Regions from separate parts of the Homo sapiens genome. Here region 2 is linked to region 1. The links are chromatin contacts, found by POLR2A ChIA-PET in ENCODE. All regions are on one chromosome and are shown on one strand. Each heading gives the region's core, a stretch centred on a gene start or an enhancer-like site at or near the end of the contact. The rest is flanking DNA. Distances are from core to core; before and after follow the strand shown.

Region 1 (2,700 bases), core at 72-2,571:
AGTTTTTCTCCCATAACCTCAGGAGATGGTTGTTTAATTCAGCTTTCTAATTATAATCCAAATATTCCCAGGTATCACCAGCCTGAAGGTCCAGAAAAACTATCCACATCAACACTCATTTGGAGGGTTCTGACCCCCGCTCAGTGTCCTCCCATCGCTGTCTCAGGTGTACTCACCCGAATTCACATCATCCAGACACTGCTGCTTTTCCCCCAGGAACTGCTGGGTGCCCATGTCCAGGGCAGACGATCGGCAGCCACACTCTGGCATGGACGTACCAGCTGTTTACAGCTGCGTACGTTAGTTACAGCTGCTTAGTGCTGGCTTTAACGTCATACTGGGCATTAAATATTTTGAATACAACCCTGCCCCTGTCCACAATCTGCTGGAGGTAGAAGATGAGGGACAGGCTCTCCACCAACTGTAGGTTCATTTGGTCTTGTGGGCCCAGAAACAGCATTGTTTGAACTCCAACCTCACAAAGTCCCTCCCGAGAACCCCACAGGCTGGACTGAAGGCTTCATACTCCTTGCTTCATTCACCTCCTGTCCTTGAGCCACACTGGGACACAGGCACAAAGTCCCCTCCATTTCCCATTGCCCTGAGCCTCCTAAACTGTTCCTGCTTCTCTTTCAGGTGAAATCTAGAAATGCCTAAGTGGATCAGCTGTGCAAATAAATCTTTCTGGGCTCCCCAGTCCCCTATTTGGTGGTCATGTAGGCTCAGCTGGGACCACCATGCTCCATAATCAAGGAGACAGACAAAACGTTCAGCACTGAATACTCCACAATAAGAGTTTGCGGGAAAAGGAAATGAATAAATCAAGCAATTGTGTTAAAAATTGCAGAGGGCAAGCCACAGATTCTAAACTTGGACCATCTGAATGCAATTCCTTGATCTGCCACTTCCAGCTTGAGTGTGTTACGTGTTTTCTGAGCCCCAGTTTCATCATGGGAAAAATGGGGACAATAGCAGTACCTCCTTGTTAAGAGTTGTTGTGAGAGTCAAACACAATAATCTAAGTCTAGGGTTTGTTGTAGGGCCCGTTGTATGCTAAGTGCTCCATAAATGTTGACTATGATCATTATTATAAATAATCAATCCACATGTTTAGGAAGAAGACATATGCAGAGATGGTGGGAGAAATGGAAAAGATGATTTGCTTTAAATTAAATCTGGCCAGAGATGGCAGGATACCAGGGTGCTATGTGTTCAAAAAGCCAAATTAAACACGGCTCACAGCTCCCTGACCCTCGCCCTCCGTTGGCCAGGTTTCTTGCTGTGTCAGAAGGTGGGGAGGAGGCAGAGCAAAGGAGGCTGCAGCTGGGCTGTTGAACTTGGCCCTCCTAGTAGCCTTAGCCTTAGCAAGTGAGGCCAAGGCTTTTTTGTCCTACCAAACAGTCAGCCTTGTTTTTCTTGAATGGTGATTGGCCAGGAGTCTCTCAATTTGGCTGCACATTTCTGTTTCTGTGGGTTTGGGTTGAGGATCAACAGTCACATTTCCACTTGCATTAATAAATTTAGGTAGACCCAGCCATCTGGAAAAAACCTTGAGATCATCTCCAAGCTGATGAGATGCTAATGGTGGCAAGAAAACTGGAAAAAGCAAAAATAAAAACATCAGCTCAGCTGATGAATTTGAGTTTCACTCTTTTCTTTCTACATATATTCTCCAGCAGAGGTGTTCATTGTCAGGAAACTGACTGCAGATACCACAGACTGGGTGGCTTAAATCACAAACGTTTACTCTCACAGTTCTGGAGGCTGCAAAATCCAAGATCAAGGCACTGGCAAATCCGGTGTCTGGTGAGGGCTGGCCTCTTAGTTCACAGACAGCACCTTCTTGCTGTGTCCTCACATGGTGAAGAGAAAGTCATGTCTCTCATGCCTTTTCTTTTGTTTTTTTGAGACAGGGTCTTGCCCTGGCATGGGCATACCAGCTCTGTGACCCATGCTGGAGTACAATGGCATGATCACAGCTCACTGCAGTCTCAACCTCCTTGGCTCAAGTAATCTTCCCATCTCAGACTCCTGAGTGGCTGGGACTACAGTCATGGGCCACCACACTGGCTAATTTTTGCTTTTTGTAGTGGTGAGGTTTCACCACATTGCCCAGGCTGATCTTGAACTCCTGAGCTCAAGCTGTCTGCCTGCCTCGGTATCCCAAACTGTTGGGATTGCAGAAGTGAGCCACTGTGCCCAGCCTCATGTCTTTTCTTAAAAGGGCACAAATCCCATCATGAGGGCTCCACCCTCATGACCTAATCATCTCCCCAAGGCCCCATTTCCTAATACTATCACATTGGGGTTTAGATTTCAAGGTTTGAATTTTACAGGGACACAAACATTCAGTCCCTGACATCAACTATTGTAGTATTGATATCTATCCATTTACTTGACTAGATCTCTGATCACTGCACCAGCATCATCCAGAAGTGTCTTCTGGGGTCCGGATGTGGTGGCTCACACCTGTAATCCCAGCACTTTGGGAGGCCTAGGCAAGGGGATCACTTGAGGTCAGGAGTTCAAGACCAACCTGGCCAATATGGTGAAACCCCGTCTCTACTAAAAATACAAATATTAGCCGGGTGTGGTGGTGGGCGCCTGTAATCCCAGCTATTCGGGAGGCTGAGGCAGGAGAATCACTTGAACCCAGGAGGCAGAGGTTGCAGTGAGCTGAGGTCGCACCACTACACTCCA
Region 2 (2,917 bases), core at 388-2,887, 180 kb before region 1:
TCAAGAGACATGGAGGATTGAAGGAAACGATCTAACATGGATCTAACAGGAATTTTGAAATTAAAAAAATAAGAGAATGAGGGTAGAGAGCCCATGTTAAAATAAATAATGGCTGAGAATTTTATAGAATTAAAATTAAAGGATTGTTCAAATAAAAAATAACTCTGAACCATGAGAAGAATAAATAAGGATAAATCTACACATAAATACATAATTGTGAAACTGCAGAATACACATGAAGACTGTAAAAGCAATAAGAAAGAAAGGAAAGAAGGCTTGTAAAGAAACTAGGTGTCTTGATTCCAAAGGTCCGAAAGCAACGGGGTACTATCTTCACAGGGCTGAGAAGAGGGGCAACAACAACCCATCATTGTTGCATTTGATGTGCAAAAAAATTACCCTTAAAGCCCAGGTGGACTTCCACTTCCAAGACAATGGAGTAGAAGAACTTTTTCCTATTTTTCTCACTAAGAACAACTAAAAACCCTAGAAAAGGATGGGTGTGGTGGCTCATGCCTGTAAATCCCAGCACTTTGGGAGACTGAGGCGGATGGATCACCTCAGTCAGGAGTTCGAGACCAGCCCGGCCAACAGCGAAACCCCCGTCTCTACTAAAAATACAACAATGAGCCAGGCGTGGTGGTGGGTGCCTGTAATCCCAGCTACTCAGGAGGCTGAGGCAGGAGAATTGCTGGAACCTGGGAGGTGGAGGTTGCAATGGGCCAAGATTGCACCACTGCACTCCAGCCTGGGCGACAGAACAAAACTCAGTCCAAAAAAAAAAAAAAAAAAAAAAAACCAAACAACACCAACAACAAAAAAAACCACCCTAGAAAAGAAATATCAAAGACTCTGAGGCCGGGCGCAGTGGCTCATGCCTGTAATTCCTGCACTTTGGGAGGCCAAGGTAGGTGGATCATCTTGAGGTCAGGAGTTTGAGACCAGCTTGGCCAACATGATGAAACCATGTCTCTATTAAAAATAATAATAATAAAAAAATTAGCCAGGCGTGGTAGTGAGCACCTGTAATCCCAGCTACTTGGGAGGCTGAGGCAGGAGAATTGCTTGAACCTGGGAGGCAGAGGTTGCAGTGAAGCAAGATTGTGCCACTGCATTCCAGCCTGGGCAGCAAGAATGAAACTCCGTCTCAAAAAAAAAAAAAAGACTCTGAAAGAGTGGAGCAAAAGAAGGCCAGTGTACCAGAGATTTCAGTGTACCCGGGATTTCAGGGCCCAAGGAATGATTTGGAAGGAAGTTCCCTGGGTTCTTTTTGCCTCTTGTATCCTAGGCTTGGAGCAGAACAAGCTGGCAACCCAGAAATGCCAATGGATGCAGACAAAAAAAGTCCTAGCAAAAGCCTGCTCTCTGTAGCCATGGGACCAAAAAAGGGGCAGCCAAGCAAGAGAGAGGAAAACTCTTACACAATAATGACTCTATTCTAGCCAAGCACCACAGCAAAAACTATGGTCCAACCTGTACCCATGCCAGCAAAGGCCGAATGGGGAGCCTAAACTTCCACCCTTGCAAGGCTACAACCGGGCATATCAATATCCCCACAAAGATGGTGTCAGAGAAGACCAAGTAGGGAGCTAGGGCTTTCATCTCTGCTGGCTGTGTAATGAGCTCTTGTGTGCCCCTGGCACAGTGTCAGTGGAGGTCACCAGGGAAAGAGGGACGAGAACATTCTAATCCTTACCCAGCAGCAGTAACAAGATGAATTCCTCTCATGTGTCAATGGAAGCAAGTGGGGAATCTGAACTTCTAGATTCCAGAATCTAGACATGATGGCAGTGATAAGGTAGTGTCCAAGAGAGGAAAACAATTAAAAGATTTAAATAAAGATCTAAGGTCCTATAACATAATATAAAAATATCCACGTTTCAGTTGAAAACTCCTCATCATACCAAGAACCAGGAAGACCTCAAACTGAACGAAAAAAGGTAACAGACATATTCCTATGTCAAGATGACAAATGTTAGAATTATCTGACAAAGATTTTAAAGCAGTCATCATATCCAACAAGTAACACAAGCATGCTTGAAACAAATGAAAAAATTAGAAATCATCAGCAAAGAACTAGAAGTCTCAGCAAAGAACTAGAAGATACACAGAAGAACCAAATAGAAATTTTAAAACTGAAAAATAAAACTACCAAAATAAAAGTTCAGTGGATGGGCTTGACAGCAGAATGGAAGTGACAGGAAAGAATCAGTGAACTAGATGACAAAATGATAAAGTATCCAATCTGAACAACAAAGAATAAAAGGTTGAAATAAATAAACAGAGCCTCAAGGACCTGCAGACAATGAAAAAGATCTAACATTCATGTCACTGGAGTCCTGGAAGGAGAGGACAAAGAGAAAGTGGTTGAAAAAAGCACTCTAAGAAACAGCACTGAAAACTTAAATTTGGTGAGAGACATAAATCTACAGATTTGAAAAGCTGAATGAACTCAAACAGGATAAACTCAAAGAAGTCCATGACAAGATACATCATAATTAAACTTCTGAAAACTGAAGACAAATAAAAAGTCTTAAAGGTAGCCAGAGAAAAATGATACCATATCTACAAGGGAAATACAATTCGAATAACAGCAGATTTCTCATCTGAAGCCAGGGAGGCCATAAGAGAGTGACTGTATTTTTCAAGTGCTCAAAGAAAGAAAACCTTTCAACCCAGAGCCCTATGTCCTGTGAAACTATTTTTCTGGAATAAAGGGTAAATGAAGACATTCTCTGATTTAAAAAAAAATTAACAGAATTTATCACCAGGACATCTGCCTGCAAAAGAATAGCTATAGGAATTTCTCTAAACAGGAAGAAAATGATAAAGGAAGGAATCTTGGAACATCTGAGTGGAAGAAAGAACATGGAAAGCAAAAACATGGGCAAATACAATAGGCTTTCCTTCTTATCTT

Evidence for each region. ChIA-PET counts read pairs that join two places held with the same protein, here RNA polymerase II (POLR2A).
Region 2: POLR2A ChIA-PET joins it to region 1 with 38 read pairs in activated T-cell. The contact joins two enhancer-like sites. POLR2A ChIA-PET finds 5 or more read pairs at or near these places in 2 of 52 experiments (OCI-LY7 and activated T-cell).

What each region holds. Positions count from the first base shown.
Region 1 is chr1:229,103,917-229,106,616 of GRCh38, reverse strand. The region is part of intron 2 of LINC02815 (long intergenic non-protein coding RNA 2815); the gene reads left to right. Among named protein-coding and RNA genes, the nearest start is that of LINC02815, 49 kb to the left of the region's middle. Within about 2 kb of position 1,321, at least 3 of the 41 ENCODE cell types and tissues checked have a DNase peak (open chromatin) inside an H3K27ac peak, as active enhancers do.
Region 2 is chr1:229,281,976-229,284,892 of GRCh38, reverse strand. The region is part of intron 1 of RAB4A (RAB4A, member RAS oncogene family); the gene reads right to left. Among named protein-coding and RNA genes, the nearest start is that of RAB4A-AS1, 12 kb to the right of the region's middle. Within about 2 kb of position 1,637, at least 2 of the 41 ENCODE cell types and tissues checked have a DNase peak (open chromatin) inside an H3K27ac peak, as active enhancers do.